Linked DNA regions of Homo sapiens: region 1 is linked to region 2. Evidence: chromatin loops called from intact Hi-C (ENCODE). Cell type or tissue: ascending aorta. All regions are shown on one strand. Each heading gives the region's core, and the rest is flanking DNA. Links, peaks and the distances in the headings are about the cores only.

Region 1 (10,743 bases), core at 338-8,337, 610 kb before region 2:
AGGATGGATTTAATGTTGATACAAGTATTTTGGTCTGAGCGTTTGGAAGAAAGTTGGCACTGAGGTGGGAAGTCGAGTTTAGTTTTGTTAGTTTTGGATGTGTTAAGTTTGAGATGCTGATTCTTCAGAGAAGTCTAAGCTGGAGAACTATATAGAGAGTGGAAAGATAACAATAGACATTGAAAGCCATGATACAGGATAAGGTCATTTGGAGAGAGGATAGACTGCATTCCAACATGAGATTGGTTGACAAAGAGAAACCAACAAAGGTAATTAAGAGGTGCTCCCACTGCACTTGTACTCAGAAGGCTGAGGTAGGATTGTTAGAGGCCAGCCTGGGCACCACAGGGAGACCCCATCTCTAAAATTTAGCCAGGAACCATGGCTCATGCCTGTAGCCCCAGGAATTTGGGAGGCTGAGTGGGGAGGATCGCTTGAGGTCAGGAGTTTGAGACCAGCCTGGGCAACATAGGGAGACCTAAAAAAATTAATTGGGCATCTGTAGTCCCAGCTACTCAGGCGGCTGAGCTGAGAGGATGGCTTGAGTCCGAGAGATTGAGGGTGCAGTGAGCTGTGATCATACCACTGCACTCCAGCCTGGGCGGCAGTGAGACACTATCTGAAAAAAGTTTAAAAATTTTAAAAAAGAAGGAACTGCCCCTGAGGTAAGAACCAAGGGAGGGCCTCCCAGAGGTCAGGTGGAAAAAGTTTTAGGAAGGAGGAAGTAGTCAACAGGGTTACCTGTTGCAAAGTACTTAAGTAATATGAGGCCTGATAGTGGTAAACTTGACTACCGTTGGATTTCACTAGTGGGAAAGGAAGTCTAATTAAAATGCACTCAAGAGACTAACAGTCGCAGGCATGAAATACAATACAGGTACATGGTTTTTTATTATGTGTGCATCTGCTTCAGTAATAGGTGTGAATTACTCATTTGGATCATTAGGAGTTTCAAAATCTAGTTAAATGACTAGATTTTTGTTGATGTAAATTCTGTCATTCTGAACTGCAGGGATTGTCAGTAACTTAACTGCAAACTAAACTGGTGATAATTATGGTAAAATTGCAAGACGAGCAATAAATCTCAACCAACTTGAGAGAACACTGATAACAAAGCATCCTTAAGGTTATATGTGTGTGCACACAGGTGGAGTGGAATGACTGGCTGGCAGCAGAATACTCAGTAAAATGGAACTAAAACCAGGAGGATTTACTAATTTACAACTAGTATAGTGATCAGTAATTTACAACTAGTAGGTCACTACTAAAGAGCTCCAGCTTTGTGGCAATTAGCATGTGTTTCTAGAGACTATCCATAAGAACTGTGAGTGCAACTTGAAGTTTCTGGAAACATTTAATATTTCATTATTCCGAAGGAAAAGGCCTTGATTAAAGTGTTTTTAACATAAGCAAGTAAAGTAAAAGGTGCCATAGCTAGGCAGTGGCTCATACCTGTAATCCCAACTACTTGGGAGGCTGAGGAGGGAGAATCGCTTGAGCCCAGGAGTTTGAGCTTGGAGCGAGTTAATGGCTGCAATACTGCACTCCAGCCTTGGTAATAGAGGGAGGTCTTGTCTCTTGAAAGAGAAAGGTGCCACATACCTTCCATTGAATAAAAGTTGGCTGCTATGCTAGCCATCTCAATTAGCTACACTCTAAATGTGGAGCTTGCAGATAAGTTAAAAATCATAATAGTGCTGATAGTTTCTATTTACCTCACTTAAATCCTCCAAGTCTATCCCTTAATCAATGCAGCAATGATAAATCAGGCCCCTGTGCATGTCAGCAGTTCAAAACAGATTTTACTACTGTAGGGGCATATTTTTAACTACCAGAACATTCCAGTTTATTTTTTGAGAGCCTGTAGATTTGTGCGGTTACACATAGTTTCATATAATTGAGCCTGGAAGTTGGCATTGAAGTTTCCTCCATATGCTGGGCCATGAGAACCTTTGGGAGTGGATGTGGCTTTAGCTGGAGTCAATACAATTCAATGAGAGAAACATCAGATATGAGTTTAGGGGAAGATTCTTGCCAAAATAACTTGTGCAATGATGTTTCCCTCAATTACTTTCTCCTCCATTCATTTATGTATGCATTCCACTCTTCTCTGAGTCCAGAGGTAGAGCAAGGAGCACAAACTGGGAAGAACACTGCAGTGCTGTTTTGTGTGTGAGTCACAATCTACAGACAAAGGAAAATTGAGACATCAAGGGACTCACTGGAGGGGCCCTCTGGGACACAAGCCACAATTATTAGTCAAGAGTTATAACACAGTGTTTTTAATAATAGGACAGTAGAGCTACTGGCTACCATTTAGTCCTGAGTTTCTGGGTTTTTTTTTTTTTTTTTGTGGGGGAGCGGGGGGAAGTCAGGGTCTTGCTATGTTGCTGGAACTAATCTCAAACTCCTGGCCTCAAGTGATCCTCCTGCCTTTGCCTCCCAAAGTGCTGGGATTACAGGCATGAGCTACCACACCTAGTTACTAGAAATCTAGTTGTTGGCCAGATGTGGTGACTCACACCTATAATCCCAGCACTTTGGGAGGCTGACGCGGTCAGAGCACTTGAGCTCAGGAGTTTGAGACCAGTCTGGACAACATGGTGAAAGCCCATCTCTATAAAAAATAGAAAAAAAAAATCTACTTGTATAATTGCTGATTTTCTCCACATGTAAAGGAAGCAGATAAGCCCTAGTTTATTATCAATTGCGGCTTGCACATGACCTCATCTAGAGCACAGGGTTATCAAATTATTCTACTGTTCCCTAAGCAGTTGGTATAAAATTGGTATTTTCTGGACATCTATTCAAAACAGCTATACATGTAATTTCCTCTTCCTTGAGTACATTAATTTGGGAGTTATCCTTAAGAACTACCAATTCATCATGTAAGTCAAACATCCAAACTAGTATTCAATCTGGAGGTGGAAACTGGCAGTTAAAGAGGAAAATTACTGCACATGAAATTAGAAAGAAAATGAATACCTCTTTTGACTACCTCAGTGAGGTGGAAGAATGTGCATCAACAGATGGCAAGGATAAAATTGGAAGCTAAGCAAACACAGATCTTGGGCATGATGCACTGTAACCTTTTCTTCATTATGTTCCTAGCACCCCATCCTTCCTAAGCCTCTCCCATTGTATTAGCTTGAAGGGATTCAATCCACAGTGGTGGATTTTGTCAGATGGAACACAGGCTGTGTGTTAGTACCGTTGGTGACTGCCATTATATCAGCATGATGGTAACACCAACTGCTGGTATCTATTAAAAGTAAAAGTGACTAAGCTTCTGAAATTTGGTTAAGTAATGTGCAACCTGTTCTGCTCTGTTCCATAGACCAGGGAGGAGGAGGAGGACTGGGTGTGAGTGTCAGAGCAGCAGAGATTTTCATGTAGGGGAGGAAAAATTGCTTTCCACACCCATTGCTAAGTTCATGACTGAGGCCCTTATAACAAAAGACAAATCGACAAAAGCAAAGCGTACATTTTTTTGTTGTTTTTATTTTTTGAGACAGTCTTGCTCTGTCGCCAGGCTGGAGTGCAGTGGCACGATCTCGGCTCATGGCAACCCCCACCTCCCGGGTTCAAGTGATTCTCCCACCTCAGCCTCCCGAGTATCTGGGACTACAGGCACGCACCACCAGGCCCAGCTAATTTTTGTATTTTCAGTAGAGACAGGTTTCACCATGTTGGCCAGGACGGTCTTTATCTCTTGACCTCGTGATCTGCCTGCCTCAGCCTCCCAAAGTCTGGGATTACAGGTGTGAGCCACCATGCCCAGCCAGCGTACATATTTTTTAAATGTTTTCTGTGACATGGGAGCCTTTGTAAGGAAATGAGGACCCAAAGAAACAGGTGAGCTTGTGTATTTTTCTGTTTTGGTTTAATGAAGAGTGAACAGTTGTGCAAAAGTATTGGACAAAGCGGATGATCTAATGGTAAACTGGGGGGAACTTAGCAAGGCCTGTTTGTTCAGATTCTTCTCTGTGTTTCTGTGTCTTCAGAGATGAGGATATTTATTTTCCCTGGGTATATGGAGGGTACCTCTCGAATGAGAGTAATTTCTTTCTTTCTTTCTTTGAGACAGGGTCTCACTGTGTTGCCCAGGCTGAAGTGAAGTGCTGTGATCATAATTCCCCGTAGTCTCAAACTCCTATGCTCAAGAGATCCTCCCAACTCAGCCTCCCAAAGTGTTATGATTACAGGCGCCAGCCACTGTGCTGAGCCTACACCACACCTATTGAAACAGAATATTCAGCATTTAATATTTCGGGTTTTTTGTTTGTTTTTTGAGGGAGAGTCTCACTCTGTCACCCAGGCTGGAGTGCAGTGGTGCAATCTTGGCTCACTACAACCTCTGCCTCCTGGGTTTGAGCGATTCTCCCGCCTCAGTCTCCTGAGTAGCTGGGATTACAGGTGCCCACCACCACGCCTGGCTAATTTTTGTATTTTTAGTAGACACGGTTTCGCCGTGTTGCCCAGGCTGGTCTTGAACTCCTGGCCTCAAGTGATCTGCCCGCCTCAGCCTCCCAAAGTGCTGGGATTACAGGCATGAGCCACCGTGCCCAGCCAGAATATCCAGCATTTTAAAAACCCTTCTGGGATTTCAGCTCCCTGCTGGGGATTGAGGAACCACTATTGTAGCAGGAAGCATGGGAAGGAAATGAGCTCATGAGATAAAGGAAAACAGCTCAGGCAGCTGGCTTGTGGTTACTGCCCTCTTGCTAAAGCAACATATAAAGCGCCAGAGTGGAAAGGAATCTAATGCGCCTGTCCAGTGCTCAGCACCCTTGACTTCCGTCCCTCTTAACCACAGTGCGTGAAGGCCCTGCAGTTCCCCAGGTATGGCTTGGCCTCGTTTTCCACATTGTATGTTAATGCAATAATTTTGTTTTGTTTTTTTTTTTTTTGAGACGGAATCTCGCTGTGTCGCCCAGGCTGGAGTGCAGTGGCGTGATCTGGGCTCACTGCAAGCTCCCCCTCCCAGGTTCACGCCATTCTCCTGCCTCAGCCTCCTGAGTAGCTGGGACTACAGGCGCCTGCCACCACGCCCGGCTAATTTTTTGTATTTTTAGTGGAGACGGGGTTTTACCATGTTAGCCAGGATGGTCTTGATATCCTGACCTCATGTTCCTTGCCCTCAGCCTCCCAAAGTGCTGGGATTACAGGTGTGAGCCACTGCGCCCAGCCAACGCAATAATATTTTAATGCAGCCTAAACTGACATTTGCTTCTTTTGGGTAATATCAGACAGGAGACTTGTCTTGAATTTCTGCCAGCTAAAACTTGTCTTCATGCTTGCTGCTGAAACCAGGTCTGCCCCATCCACACACTGGTGCAGTTGGATTTTGGACTCACACGCAGGAACTTACACTGTGATACCTTTTTCTCACTTTGCATACCAGATGTCTCAGCATCCGATGTGTACTTTAGACATGTTCCTTCCTAATTCCTTTTTCTTTTCTTTTTTTTTTTTTTCATTCTATTTTAGCTCGGCTAAAACAAATAAAAGATAAGCGTCTGCATCAATTTGGCAGACTTACAAGAAAAAAAGGCATTCTTTCCATTTTGGAAGAAGGCATGTGGAATTAGTACTATGCAGTGGTGGTATTTTGAAATCTGGGTTCTAATAAAAGCCCAACCACTTGCTGTGAGAACTCCAGCATCTTAACCTCTCTAAGCCTCAGTATCTCCATCTAGAAAACAGAAACTCATACTTACCTCATCGGCTGATTTGGTAAGTAGAGGCTATCATAGGAGTGCCTTTACCATGAGAAATTCTTACAATACTGGTCTCTACTCTGAATCAGTGCAAAATACAGGATGCCTGTTCACATTCTCTGACTTGCAAAATACAGGATGCCTGTTCACATTCTCTGACTTTTGTGTAGCCTTGGGAAACTGCATCATGAATATGTTTTAGGGGTCAGGCGCAGTGGCTCACGCCTGTAATCCCAGCACTTTGGGAGGCCGAGGCAGGCGGATCACAAGATCAGGAGATTGAGACTATCCTGGCTAACACGGTGAAACCCTGTCTCTACTAAAAATACAAAAAATTAGCCGGGCATGGTGGTGGGTGCCTGTAGTCCCAGCTACTCGGGAGGCTGAGGCAGGAGAATGGTGTGAACCCGGGAGGCGGAGCTTACAGTGAGCCAAGATCGTGCCATTGCACTCCAGCCTGGGCGACAGAGTGAGACTCCGTCTCAAAAAAAAAAAAAAAAAAAAAAGAATATGTTTTAGGCCGGGCGCAATGGCTCACGCCTGTAATCCCAACACTTTGGGAGGCCAAGGTGGGCGGATCACAAGGTCAGGACTTTGAGACCAGCCTGACCAACATGGTAAAACTCTTGTCTCTACTAAAAATACAAAAATTAGCTGGGTGTGGTGGAAGGTGCCTGTAATCCCAGCCACTTGGGGGACTGCGGTGAGAGAATTGCTTGAATCCAGGGGGCAGAGGTTACAGTGAGCCCAGATTGCACCACTGTACTCCAGTCTGGGCAACAGAGTGAGAAGAGGTCTCAAAAAAAAAAAAAAAACTTTTTTAATCTATCCCTAGATTCTTCTTCAGGGTTGACAAGCAGTTTGATGTCACTTTAAAATGGGCAACTCATACCTTCCCTGTACCACGTGAAACTTTGTGTGCCTATATTCTTTTTTTTTTTTCCCCCCAAACAAACATTGCAGGGTTGATCCTAGTCTTGAAAGTTCGGGCCTTTCCTCTTGGCCTGTTTCTGGAGGAAATGCTCATGAGGTGGGTGAGAGGCGGATGACATCCTGTCGCTCTGGCCTCACCCTGGGGATGCCACATGACAGCACCGCAGCATTTTCAATAGGTGACCCATCTGCGAGGAGGAAGGAAAAATGTGCCCAAGGCCATTATGGAGAACAAACACCTATGCAGTTGGAGAATGCTGAAGACACCCAAGGGTGTTGTCCTCTCCCTCCTGAGAGAAGCTAAGAAGATCCAGGCTTAGAGTGCTACAGAAATAGAGATTTAGGATAGAAAAAAAGGAAGGATTTCCTAACTACCACCAGGGCTATGAGGCACTGATATGACTTACTTGTGAACACAGTTGTATAGAATTGTTATGTGGCAAAGACGAAGATCACGCTGGAATGTCTTTCACGTATCCCTTGGTGGCAGCAGTGGGCAGCATAAAAGTACAAGATGGCAGGTGGAATCTTTAACCTTGTGGTCTGGAGGCCGCATGATAGGGTTGCAGTGTATTTTCCTTCTCTACAGGCTTGGGCCCTCATTCTGTTTTCTCACATTCACTCCATCCTAGTATTCTTGAATCCTGTCTCCCTCCCCTTGAGATTCTGGCTCTAACTAAAGCCAAATATCAGACCAACTTTACCTGTCTTATTAGACCAATCACAGGCCGATTCTTTATTTTTCTTCTTTTTGAGACAGAGCCTTGCTCTGTTACCCAGGCTGGAGGGCAGTAGCACAATTACAGCTTACTGCAGCCTGAAACTCCTGGGCTCCAGTGATCCTCCCCGCTCGGCCTCCCAAGCAGCTGGTATTAGAGGTGCGCTGCACCACGCCTTGCTTAGTTTTTTTATTTTTAGTAGAGATGAGGTCTGCTATGTTGCCCAGGCCAGTCTCGAACTTGAGGGCTCAAGTGATCCTCCTGCCTTTGTCTCCCAAAGTGCTGGGAATATAGGCATGAGCCACTGTGCCCAGCCTACATTTATTTTTACTTTTTTTTTTTTTTTTTAGACAGAGTCTTACTTTGTTACCCAGGCTGGTGTGCAGTGGTGCGATCTTGGCACACTGCAGCCTCGACCTCCTGGACTCAAGTGATCCTCCCACCTCAGCCCCCTAAGTAACTGGGACTACAAGTGTGCACCACCAGGCCCAGCTAATTTTTTTTTTTTTTTGGATTTTTTTGTAGAGATGGGGTTTTGCCATGTTGCCCAGGCTGGTCTTGATCCACTCACCTCGGCCTCCCAAGGTGCCAGGATGACAGGTGTGAGCCCCCCACCTGCCTGGCTACATTTCTTTTAAGAGAGAAAAGATGGTTCATCAAACTTCAATATAGCCAGGTTGAAAATGTTTCAGACTGGCCGGCGCGGTGGCTCATGCCTGTAATCCCCGCACTTTGGGAGGCCGAGGCGGGTGGATCACGAGGTTAGGAGATTAAGACCATCCTGGCCAACAAGGTGAAACCCTGTCTCTACTAAAAATACAAAAAATTAGCCGGGCGTGGTGGCAGGCGCCTGTAGTCCCAGCTACTTGGGAGGCTGAGGCAGGAGAATGGCGTGAACCCAGGAAGCGGAGCTTGCTGTGAGCCGAGATCGCACCACTGCACTCCAGCCTGGGCGACAGAGCGAGATTCCGTCTCAAAAAAAAAAAAAGAAAAGAAAATGTTTCAGATTTGGGACATGTGATAAACTGGTTGCACTGATGGCTAAACAATCTCCTTGTATTTCTGCCTTTTGCAATGCGGCTTTGCAGCTGCTCCCACCAAGGGGGAAATCTACTTCCCCGTCCTTCACCACCAGCCCTGTGACTTGCTTTGACCGTGAGAATGTGACAGAAGTGTTGATGTGACAGTTCCAGGCCTAGGCTTCAAGGGGCCTTGAGCACTCCTCTCTCTCCAAACACTGCCTCCACTGGGAACACAATCCTGGACTAGCTGCTGGAAATGAGAGACTGGGTGAAGCAGGGATGAATCATTCCAGCTAAGGTCATCCTAGAACAGCCAGCTGCGCTGACAGCTGACAGCAGAGGCATGAGAAAGCCTACCCCAAATGACTCAAGACCAGAACTCCCCAGCTAATTAAACTCAGCCTAAATTGCTGATCCCCAAAATCGTAAGCTAAACATATGGTGGTTGTTTTAAGCCACTAAGTTTTGGGGTGGCTTTATGTAGCATAATTCTGGTAGTAGGTAACTGTTTCAGAAGACAGGAATGGTTCTGATAATTAGAACCACAATGACTCCCATATTTATGTCACCAGCCAACACTTCTCTCCCTTGAGTTCCAGACCCAAGTATCCAGCCACCAACCCAACATTTCTATGATCAGAACCAAGCTCTTGATAACACCCTAAAATTTACTCCTCCTATAGCCAGTCTTTACTGTCTTGATAAAATGAATAACTTTCTATTTCCAGTTGCTTAGGCCTAATCCTTGCACTCATTTTTAAGATTTCTTTTACATTCCATGTCCAATTTCTTAGCAAATCCTGTGGGCTCTGCCTTCAAAATATATTCAGAATCTGCTCACTTTTCACCAACTCTATGGCTACTACTCTGAGCCAAGCCCCCACCATCTCTTGACTGGATTGTTCCAGCAGCCTCTTAACTTATTGCTGTTTCCAAGTTAATTGGGCACCTTGTATGTTACCTGCCAACCCTAACCAGGCATGCTTCCACTTCACAGCTTTTGCATCTGCCCAAATGCCCTTCCCAGATAGCTGCATAGCTCACTCTCTGACCACCTTTAAGTTTCTGTTCAGATGTTATCTTGTCAATATCAAGAGGCCTTCCTGGCCAGGCACAGTGGCTCATGCCAGTAATCCCAGTACTTTGGAAGGCCCAAAGCGGGTGGATCACTTGAGGTCAGGAATTTGAGACCAGCCTGGCAAACATGGTGAAACCAGCTCTCTACTAAAATACAAAAATTTGCTGGGCATGGTGCATGTGTCTGTAGTTCCAGCTACTCGGGAGGCTGAGGCACAGAGAATCACTGGGAGGCAGAGGCTGCAGTGAACCAAGATCATGCCACTGTACTCCAGCCTGGGAAAGAGAGTGAGACTCCGTCTCAAAAAAAAAAAAAAAGGCCTCCCGGACCACCACATGTATTTATTTATTTATTTAATTTTTTGAGACAGAGTCTCGCTCTGTCTCCCAGGCTGGAGTGCAGTGGCGTGATCTCGGCTCACTGCAACCTCTGCCTTCTGGGTTCAAGCGATTCTTGTGCCTCAGCCTCCAGAGTAGCTGAGACTATAGGTGCGCATCACCACACTCAGCTAATTTTTTTTTTTTTTCTGAGACAGAGTCTCGCTCTGTCACCCAGGCTGGAGTGCAGTGGTGCGATCTCGGCTCACTGCAATCTCTGCCTCCCGGGTTCAAGCGATTCTCCTGCCTCAGCTTTCTGAGCTGGGATTACAGGTGCCCGCCACCATGCTTGGCTAATTTTTGTATTTTTAGTAGAGACAGGGTTTCACCATGTTGGCCAAGCTGGTCTTGAACTCCTGACCTTGTGATCCGCCCGCCTCGGCCTCTCAAAGTGCTGAGATTAAAGACGTGAGCCACCGCTCCTGGCCCACTCAGCTAATTTTTGTATTTCTAGTAGAGACGGGGTTTCACCATGCTGGCCAGGCTGGTCTTGAACTCCTGACCTCAGGTGATCTGCCAGCCTCGGCCTCCCAAAGTGGTGGGATTACAGGCGTGAGCCACCACGCACAGCCGACCACCACATTTAAACCTACCTTCCCATCATGGTATGCCCAACCCTCTTATTTATTTTTTCTCCATGGCACTTATTACAATGTAACACACTATGTATTTTACTTACTTATTTGTCATCAATCTCAAGCCCAATCCCATGCAAGCTTCAAGAGGGTTTGGTTTTGCTCTATTTTGGTTTGCTCGCTGCTGTATCCTCAGTGTTTAAAACAGCTCCTGATGCTTGGTAGGTACTTGTGGTGGTTGATTTTCTGTGTCATCAGAAAATCTGGGCACCAGGGGGTGCCCAGATTAACTATTGTTTCTGGTTGTGTCTGTGAGGGT
Region 2 (10,743 bases), core at 1,733-9,732:
ACAGGAAAACCTCATCTCTACTAAAAATACAAAAATTAGCTTGCAATGGTGTGCACCTGTAATCCCAGCTGCTCGGGAGGCTGAGGCAGGAAAATCGCTTGAACCTGGGAGGCAGAAGTTGCAGTGAGCCGAGATCCTGCCACTGCACTCCAGCCTGGGCGACAGAGGGAGACTCTGTCTTTAAAAAAAAAAAAAAAAAAAGCCGGGCCCGGTGGCTCACGCCTGTAATCCCAGCACTTTGGGAGGCCGAGGCGGGCGGATCACGAGGTCAGGAGATTGAGACCATCCTGGCTAACACGGTGAAACCCCGACTCACTAAAAATACAAAAAATTAGCCGGGCACGGTGGCGGGTGCCTGTAGTCCCAGCTACTCGGGAGGTTGAGGCAGGAGAATGGCGTGAACCCGGGAGGCGGAGCTTACAGTCAGCCGAGATCGCGCCACTGCACGCCAGCCTGGGCGACAGAGCAAGACTCCGTCTCAAAAAAAAAAAAAAAAAAAAAAGAGAGAGAGGGGTACAAGGAGGAAAACAAAGAGGAACCTAAAGTGTCCAGAGGTGAATGGAATAGCCACATTTCATTGGTGGTGAAAAGCAGGGTGATGAACAAGTGAAAATGGTTTTGAAGGTATTGAAATGCTATTCAAATCTGAAAACAAGCCTGCTCATGCCCATCCACCTGAGTTTTCCTTAGCTTGGCCTGGTCATCAACCCCACATTCTGTCTACCACAGGGCAACATGAGAGAAAAGACTCATTTGATTCTAGTGTTCTGGTTCAAGGGCCTTTCACCTATCTCACGGTCTCAAGTTGTGACTGTCTCAACCTGTGTGAGGTCCAGACTCACCAAGCCAAAGTGCCTTCATTTTGCAAATCCATTTTTCCAGAAAATATTTCTTCCTTTTACAGATGCAAGTCCTCAATAGTGCAAGTGAATTTCTAATTACTTCAAGCTGATAGAGCCAAGTCACAAATTGCTTGTGGGATATATTGAAAAATGATGAAACTTGAAATGATTACCCGAAAGCATAAAGTCTGTAAAAAATTGAGGAATACAGACTTGGGATAAAGATCCTACAAATGTAGTTCATTAACTTGATATTAAATATAAACTAATGGTAGGGAAGTGAAAACCCTATTAAAATGTCTATGAAAAAATTAGAGATACAACTTCAGAAGGTGGGAGAGTGTTCATGGATTTGGGTTATTGGGCAGAAGCCAAAATCAACCTTCCCAAGAGGTTAGTCTTTTCTTCTCTTTTAAAGACCAGATAAGAGGTAGAGCCTCCACTAGAAAAATGCAACTATGAGAAAACAGGGTCCCTTCTTATTTTATCTTGGACACCCTAAAAGCCAGAGGAGGTGGTAGAAAGCACTGTGACAGTAGCTCCAAATTTCCTGCCCTCAATCACTCAAGGTATACTCAGAAAGTGAACAATTATGAAGTCCAGTGTCAGATGACATTCTAGAATCTGATGAAACACCAAAAAGAAGATTTAGTTCCTACCTTCAAGCTTCTTATGGTGAACGGGTTAAGCCTTTCAGGTCATTGGAGTTTGACTATCTTGTAAAAAGAAAAAGAGCATAATTTTGAAATAGGATGTGTCTATGTGCGAAGCTTCCAGAAGGGATTTTGGAGAGTCGGGGAACTGCCTGAATGTTACTGAAGGCCTGAAGTCAAGGAGAGGGCTCCAGTATGTGAAGTAGAAATAAAAAAGGTGAGCACTCAAGAGAATGCTTGCCTTCTTACGACTTTTATTAGGGCTCTTTTTTATATATAATTTTCAACAACTATAGTCAGTATCAGATAATCACGAGTTATGGGAATCTAAACATGAAAACACTGATCATCACATAAAGTATATGTGAATGAATCAGGTAGACCCAAACTTGGGAAACCAAGGGTTTGACTCTCTCTTGCTTTAGAGATCCAGCAGGTGCCAGGAAACAAAATAGGAAAAGAAGCCTGCTGCTAATGTGACCAAAGTGAAGTTCCAGCATGATTAATTTTTTTTTTTTTTTTGAGATGGAGTCTTGCTCTTGTTGCCCAGGCTGGAGTGCAATGGTGCAATCTCAGCTCACCTCAACCTCCACCCTTGGGTTCAAGCCATTCTCCTGCCTCAGCCTCCCAATTAGCTGGGAATACAGGCATGTACCACCACACCTGGCTAGTTTTGTATTTTTAGTAGAGATGGGTTTCTCCATGTTGGCCAGGCTGGTCTTGAACTCCCGACCTCAGGTGATCTGCCCACCTTGGACTTCCAAAGTGCTGGGATTACAGGTGTGAGCCACCATGCTCGGCCTCTAGCATGATTAATTTTTATTTTACCATCAAACTTGGTAAGGAACTGTAGAATCACTAGGGAAAGTTATAGAAAATAAACAAACATTTTTCCAGCCACAAACATTCATTATAGGGGATCGGAAGACTTCTGCTTCTGGCCATGATAGAGTAATGGGGGATGGATTTACCCTCCTGTCTTAAAATACTAAAAAACTAGACAAAATATATGAAACAGTAGTTTTCAGATGTTAGACAACAGGCAGCACAGAAATATGATCCAAGAGGAAGGGAAAATAAAGAGGTGAACCCTATGATTGCCCCAGCTTGCTACCTGGAGGCAATTTCCAGATTGCAGTATAGGGAGGAAGAAATAGCACAGCAGTCTCATTGAGATGAGGAGCAAGAGATCCAGGCCAAGGGAGGTCAAAGTCACTAGAACGTATGGGTCTATGCACTAGAAAGGAGGGAGATGCAGGGGAAGACAGGGAGAAAAAGAGAGCACTCCAGAGATCTATAAAGGAGCCACTTTGAAGCTTTGGCTGATGGCTGATTCATGTATACACAAGAGGAAACTATCTAAGGGGAAACCATCACCCAAAAGCAGCAAGCTGAACAATTCCTGGGGCTTACACAGGGCTAGGAATAGTTTGTGTTCCCACCAGTCAGAGTAGAAAGACCTCCTAGAGTCCTCAGAGGGGGACTCTTCTTATGTAGTCCCACCTTACTAGTGGGACTAAATAAGCCCTAGACTAAAAGCCACTCTGAACTCACCATTAAAATGCTTGAAAAGGAAAGGATCCAATAGATTCCAAGTAACTTAATTTTGTACCAGCATAAAGCTCAACACTATTTAAAAGAAAATAACAAAATCCAGCAACCAACAATGTAGAATCACAATGCCAGGTATCCTGTCAAAAATTACCAGGCATACAAAAAAACAGGAAAACATTGCTTATAACCAAAAGAAAAAGTAATCAATAGAAACAGTCCCAGAAATTATGGAAATAATGAATTAGCAGACAAGAACATGAAAATATCTATTTTAAATACACTCCTATCTATAAGAAAGTAAATAAAAACATGAACATGGTGAAAAGATAAATTAATGATACTTTTTTTTTTTGAGACGGAGTTTCGCTCTTGTTGCCCAGGCTGGAGTGCAATGGCATGATCTTGGCTCACCGCAACCTCCGCCTCCCAGGTTCAAGCGATTCTTCTGCCTCAGCCTCCCTAGTAGCTGGGATTACAGGCATGTGCCACCCCAGGCCCAGCTAATTTTGTATTTTTAGTAGAGACAGGGTTTCTCCCTGTTTGTCAGGCTGGTCTTGAACTCCCGACCTCAGGTGATCCGCCTGCCTTGGCCTCCCAAAGTGCTGGGATTACAGGTGTGAGCCACCATGCCCAGCCAAATTGATGATACTTTTAAAAGACTCAGATAAAACACATAAAGATGAAAAATGCAGTATCTTAATTGAAAAATACTGCATGGGATTAATAGTTAATCAGATATTGCAGAAGAAAAGGTAAGTGAAGTTGAAGAAATAATGAAGCACAGAAAAAAGACTAAAAAAAATGAATAGAGCATTAGTGACTTGTGGACTTTACATATATAACCTAGATGAACACATGTGTATAATTAAAGTGCCAAGAAAATGATGTGAGGGGGGAGATAAAATATTTGAAAAAATAATAAATAAAAGTGTTCCAATTTTGAAGAAAACTATAAATTGAAGATTCAAGGGGCTCAACAAATGCCAAGCAGAATAAACATTAAGAAAATCATGCCAAGGCACACCATAGCCCAATTGTTGAAAACCAGTGTCAAAAAAATTTTTTAAAACAGCCAGTGAAAAGGGGACATCTTATTTACATAAGAACAACAGCCAAAACCAATGGCAGCAGATTTCTTGACAGCAACTACATAACCCAGAAGACAATGAGACAATATCTTTAAAGTAATGAAACAGAAGCTGTAAATCTAGGATTTTATACCCAGCAAAAAATGTTTCAAAAATAAAAGTGAACTGCTAGGCGCAGTGGCTCATGCCTGTAATCCCAGCACTTTGGGAGGTTGAGGTGAGTGAATCATAAGGTCAGAAGTTCAAGACAAACCTGGCCAAGATGGTGAAACCCTGTCTCTACTAAAAATACAAAAATTAGCTGGACGCAGTGGTGGGTGCCTGTAATCCCAGTTACTTGGGATGCTGAGGCAGGAGAATCCCTTGAACCTGGGAGGCAGAGATTGCAGTGAACCGAGATCATGCCACCGCACTCTAGCCTGGGCCACAGAGCAAGAGTCCATCTGAAAATAATAATAATAATAATAATAATAATAATAATAAAAGTTAAATTAAAACTTTTCAAACAAAAGCTGAAAGAACTCATCACTAGCCATCTGCACAACAAGAAAGAAAACAGAAGTTTTCAGGCAGGATACAGCACAAGAAAAGGATCTATACAAATGACTGAAGAGTGCCAGAAATGATAAATATATAAATGACTTCTTTAAGACATCATCAACTAATTAAAGTGAAAATAATCACAGTATATTGCAGGATTCATAACATATATTGAAGCAAAATGTATCACAATAGCATAAAGACAAGAAGGAAGAAATAGAAGTATACTTCTATTTAAATACTGCACTGTACTTAAAGTAGAAAAATATTTGAAGTTAAACTGTTATAAATTAAAGTGCAATTATGTACAAATACAAATAGACATTACAAAATATGTTACACAGATCAAATCCTGTTAAAACAAACTCCAAAGTCTTATTTCAATAATTTTATCTTTCTCAAATTTGTGTCTTTTATTCTGGCTTTAATTAGTTATAATGGCACTGTAATTTCAAAATTTAACCTGTCCCTATAGTTCAACATCTGCTCTTCTTTTATTAAATGTTGCCAAATAACAGCAGAGGATGTATTTTCAGCATCATGCTTGTCTCACCAAGCTAAATTTGGTACTGTGGAATTTGTTGGTGAGGACAAATGATATGAGAATTCCTATGCTTGAAGCAATGCTGGCTTTGGGCCATTTCTATTTAAATGATGGGTTTGGAACAAATTGTGTTTACAGACTGATTCTGCCACTTACAAACTGTACTATTTTCTATTTGGGGAAATATCTAAGGTCTGTGACGTGGAGGTCCTATATGTTGATATAGCAAAGAAAAGAATGGAGCACCTCCTTATTCATTTTGGAATGAGTAAGATTTTTGGAAACCACATTGGAAAATTTGCTTCCTTAATAAAGTGCCATTCTTGTCAGATGAGTAGAAAAGAATACTGACCTCATTTATTTTTCCATCAATGCATCTCTCTATTCAGGGCTAAAAGTGGGGCATATTTGGAATTGTTAGCTTCAAACAAGCTCTGTAACTTAGGGGGTAAATAATTTCATGGTGGTATAACATGCCAAGTGGTAGTGAATAGCTTAGAGAAGTAAGGCATATAGTTAATGAGTACCTCTACATAGAGGCCCAGGCCTGGCTTGCGGTAAAAACTGGCTGCTTTGCAGTAAGAAAAGCCAGCTTTGCGCAAAGCTGGCTGACTTTGTGGTAAAAACAAGTAGGGAATTCAGGAGATCCAAGGAATGTCCCAGTTCTGCCATTTGCCAGACCTCAAGCAAGACCATTTAACCTCCCTGGACCTTAATGTCTGCAGTGGGCCAAGGCAGTGTTTCCCTAAGTAGAGTGCATGCCACTGGTGGTACATCAATATTTTTTTCTTTTTAATATATATTAATGTATTTTAGAAAATATAACTATATAAGAAAATCTAACTATATTCCACCCATAATTTTATTAATGTTATTGATTAGGATGAGTTTAAAATATAAAAATCAAGTCAATATAAAGACTACTACAGTTTGAATATCCCTAGTCCCAAATCCAGAATCTGAAATGCTGGAAAATCCAAAACCTTTTTTTTTAGATGGAGTCTTGCTATGTTGCCCAGGCTGATCTGGAACTCCTGGCCTCAAGCAATCCTCCCACCTCTGCCTCCAAAGTAGCTGGATGCATCACCGTGTCCAGCTCAAAATCCAAAACTTTTTAGGACTGACATGATATTCAAAGGAAAGGCTCACTGGAGCATTTCACATTTCAGATTTTTAAATTAGGGATACTTAATTGGTGAGTATATAAGTAAATATTCCAAAATTCGAAAAACTCCAAAATCTAAAACACTTTTGATCCCAAGCATTTTATTTTTTAATAAAAAAAAATTTTTTGGGGACTGAGTTTTGCTCTTGTTGCCCAGGCTGGAGCGCAATGGCGTGATCTCAGCTCACTGCAACCTCTGCCTCCCGGGTTCAAGCAATTCTTCTGCCTCAGCCTCCCTAGTAGCTGGGACTACAGGCATGCGCCACTACATCTGGTTAATTTTGTGTTTTTAGTAGAGATGGGGTTTCACCATGTTAGTCAGGCTGGTCTCGAACTCCTGACCTCAGGTGATCCACCTGCCTCAGCCTCCCAAAGTGCTGGGATTACAGGTGTGAGCCACCATGCCTGGCCCCAAGCATTTTATATAAGGGATATTCAACCTGTATTAGGTAAAGGCCAGAAAATAATAGGATAGGAGGAAAAAAACTGAAAGGATTTTCAGTTTAAAACCACTAAAATGTGGGTTCAGAAGGATGTTTTTAAAAGCATACACAACAGTACATAATTTTCACATAATAGTACAAATAAAATGAGAAATACCATGGCAACAATTTTAGAAACATTGAACGGACATGGGATAACTTACCTGGAAGATGCAGGAAATCTCAACCATCAGCCAGCAGTGGGGGAAGCTGAGAAGCAACTTAATTTGCATCCAGAACCTCTGGAAGGCCCAGGAATTTGTTGCACCCATTGTCTGTGGAATCAGATGCGGAGGAGGTAAAGTCGAAAACAATTCCAGTTGAAAGTCATCGTAAGAAGCAGTGGGACATCCTCTGTCATTCCACACAGCCAGAAACCTGCCTCTCCTCAGAAGATCCCAGAAGAGAATTCTTCTAAAAGATCAAACTATAAGGCTACCAATGGCATGAAGATTGAGAGATTTATGCAACTAGGGGAAAGTTTGTACATACATTAGTGATAAGTGTACTTAAAAATCTTAAACGAAGGCTGAGAGTGGTGGCTCAAGCCTGTAATCCCAGCATTTTGGGAGACCGAGGCGAGAGGATCACCTGAGGTTGAGAGTTCGAGACCAGCCTGACTAACATGGAGAAACCACATCTCTACTAAAAATACAAAATTAGCCGGGCATGGTGGCGCATGCCTGTAATCCCAACTACTTGGGAGACTGAGGCAGGAGAATCACTTGAACTCAAGAGGTGGAAGTTGCGGTGAGCCAAGATTGCGCCATTGCACTCCAGCCTGGGCAACAAGAGCGAAACTCCGTCTCAAAAAAATAAAAAATAAAAATAAATAAATAAATAAATAAATAAGCTTAAACAAACTATTATTTATATTATTATTTATTCTATAAAGGGTTTTCCAAGAAAAATAAATAGCTGTGTAGAAAAAGAAATCAGTTCACTATGCTGTTCAGCTGTCAATAGTATCTTTAAAGTACAGAATACTAACAAAAGACTGATTTTACCAAAATATCTATATTGGAAGAATGGGGAAGGATAGGAAATAATAGAGGGGGAAAAGGGATTTAGGTCAGAAATATTGAAATAAAGCTTAATCTGAATCTTCCACAGCAGGAAGTCAATAGATAATGCTAAAACTTGAAAAATCAAGTACAAATATCAAGACTTCTGTTTAAAGGGAAGAATTGGAGGTAAATATGAAGATAATAATTTAGTGGCCAGGCATGGTGGCTCACGCCTGTAATCCCAGTACTTTCGGAAGCAGGGCAGACGGATGACCTGAGGTCAGGAGTTCGAGACCAGCCTGCCAATATGGTAAAACTGGTATCTACTAAAAATACAAAAATTAACTGGGCATGGTGGTGCACATCTATAATTCCAGCTACTCGGGAGGCTGAGGTAGGAAAATCGCTTGAACCTGGGAGGCAGCGGTTGCAGTGAGCCGGGATCCTGCCACTGCACTCCAGCCTGGGCAATAGGGCAAGACTCTGTCTCAGGAAAAAAAAAAAAAAAAAAACAAGGAGCAAGAAAAGAAAATAATAATGTAGCAGCATTGAAAGCCGTAACTTCAAGGAATGGAGGACAGGCTTTCTTTTTTTGTAACAAATATTGTAAAACTATTTCATCATTAATTATATGAAATTGATACTTTAAAAAAATTCCATTAAAAAAGTTATGAAGATGGTATGCAAATAAGTGAACTTGGGAAAATACTAACCAGGAAGTCTTTTAAGTTCTGACAGCCAGTGAATTGATTTAAAGAAACACTGAGTTACCACTCTCCATTGCCATTTGTTTGTTGTCATGATACCCAGACAGCTTAAGTCACATGCATGTTACACGCATTTATTATTTATTTTATTTTTTCTTATTTTTATTTTTAATCTAGTTAGTTTTTGTTGCTGTTGTTGTTGTTTTGAGACAGGGTCTCAGTTTGTCCTGCAAGCTGGAGTGCAGTGGCATGATCTCAACTCACCGCAGCCTCCACCTCCCAGGTTCAAGCGATTCTCCTGCCTCAGCCTCCGGGGTAGCTGGAACTACAGGCATGTGCCACGGCACCTGGCCAATTTTTGTATTTTTAGTAGAGACGGGGCAGGGTGTGTTACCATGTTGGCCAGACTGGCCTTGAACTCCTAGTCTCAAGTGATCAATTCACCTGGGCCTCCCAAAGTGCTGGGATTACAGGCATGAGCCACAGAGCATGGCACATTTATTATTTAAATCACAGTGGATTATTTGGGGGAAGGTGGTGTAGAGAATTATAAAATGGAGACATTACAGGGTTTCATAAACCAAGGCTAGAAGCTACCTGGGACACTTAAAAAATTTTAAACTCAGGCTGGGCACAGTGGTTAATGCCTGTAATCCCAGCACTTTGGGAGGCCGAGGCAGGCAGAACAAGAGGTCAGGAGTTCGAGACCAGTCTGGCCAACGTAGTGAAACACCGTGTCTACTAAAAATACAAAAATTAGCCGAGTGTGGTGGCACACACCTGTAGTCCCACCTACTCAGGAGGCTGAGGCAGGAGAATCGTTTGAACCCAGCAGACGGAGATTGCAGTGAGCTGAGACCGCACCATTGCACTCCAGCCTGGATGAGAGAGCAAGACTCCGTCTCAAAAAAATTTAAGAACTCATTTATAAAGGTATATTTATACATTTTTGCCTAGTAAAATATTACCTCCCTCCTCCTTTTTTAAAGTTAAAGATAATCTCTGGAATGGCTGGGACTAGGATATAAGATTTTAATAGTTTCATTTCCTGCTATTTGTTAAGTTAATTGAAAATATAACAGGCATAGATATGATCTACTATTCAATGGAATAAAGAGTGTAAAATACCAGGTACTAAACGAACAACTGCTATCTTGTCCCTTGCCCAACCCTGTGGGAAAGGAGATTAGCTGGCAGTCGCCCAAATTATAACTGATCGTTTCTTGGGTTCCAGGAACATGGTTGGGATGTGAAGAGCTCCTTTAACATGGCACAGAGTCTGGTGACTGGAAGGTCTAGAAGTATATCAGAGGAAAGGAAAAATTAATGGATAATGACCAGATTTTACATCCACCTAATGGCTTGGAATGTTCCAGTGCCAAGAGAAGGCCTTCTTGTCGCATGTGATTTCATAATAATTAGGGCCAGCTGTGTCTGTGCGAATCAGGTCAAGCCAGATGCCAAACCCTAACTCAAACACTTACAGGAAGATCCTCATTGCCAGGAGCCTCAAACGTCCTGCAGAAAATCAAAAAAAGGTAAGTTATTCGATCTGTTCCCAGTCTGCCAAAATATTTTTTCTCCTGGGTACTGCTAACCTCTATGGTCTTCGCTTGTGCTTCATATCCGAAGATAATTCTACCGATATTACATTGTGTGTACATGGAAGAATGTTTTTTAAAAGCTTCATTAACAACTTTTCCATTCTGCTGGGATTTGTTCTTGGATCACTGCCCTTACCATGGGCCAAACCAACTCACCCATAATTCAGATATTTGTTGGCTAATAAAGATGAACTGTGCCAGCCTGTCTCTGAATTGGAGAGGAAACGGGGAACTGGGTGATGGGGAAGGAGGGAGATTTTTACTATATGCTCTGTTATAACTTTTAAATTTCAGTGAAACCATGTGCAAGAGTTTCCTATTGCAAAAAGTAAGTACTGTTTACTTTTTTTTTGTTTGTTTGTTTTTGCCTTTGCTGCAGAAATTGTAGTTGACGTGAATTACACTCCAGAGAATTGGAGGCTTCTTTTTCTCCAGGTCATTTCAATCATGTTTTTTGTTGTTGTTGAATTGTAAACTTCATGGAGCATTTTAAATGGCAGGTCCTGTCCAGGCACGGTGGCTCATGCTTGTAATCCCAGCACTTTGGGAGGCCGAGG

What was found. Hi-C counts contacts between places; a loop is a spot of excess contacts. Peaks named below come from ENCODE experiments on the same cell type or tissue, not always from the same donor. Only the 100,000 strongest peaks of a DNase experiment are listed, where the experiment ranks them.
Region 1: a loop joins it to region 2, with 6 times the contacts of the local background. A loop is called at or near these places in 2 of 110 quality-filtered maps.

What each region holds. Positions count from the first base shown.
Region 1 is chr13:45,323,839-45,334,581 of GRCh38, reverse strand. It overlaps TPT1 (tumor protein, translationally-controlled 1), which reads left to right. Exons shown (of 6, transcript NM_003295.4): 6 at 1-1,111. Among named protein-coding and RNA genes, the nearest start is that of SNORA31B, 7.2 kb to the left of the region's middle. RefSeq lists an enhancer at 3,930-4,430. In ascending aorta, for the core only: a CTCF peak has its summit at 4,722; DNase peaks (open chromatin) are centred at 2,201, 2,511, 4,681 and 5,088; H3K4me3 peaks cover 1,745 bases; H3K27ac peaks cover 7,310 bases.
Region 2 is chr13:44,715,072-44,725,814 of GRCh38, reverse strand. LOC105370185 (a long non-coding RNA gene) reads left to right here and starts at 1,638. Exons shown (of 3, transcript XR_941929.4): 1 at 1,638-1,712; 2 at 9,817-10,120. In ascending aorta, for the core only: no CTCF peak of the experiment used is centred there; a DNase peak (open chromatin) is centred at 5,874; H3K27ac peaks cover 3,864 bases.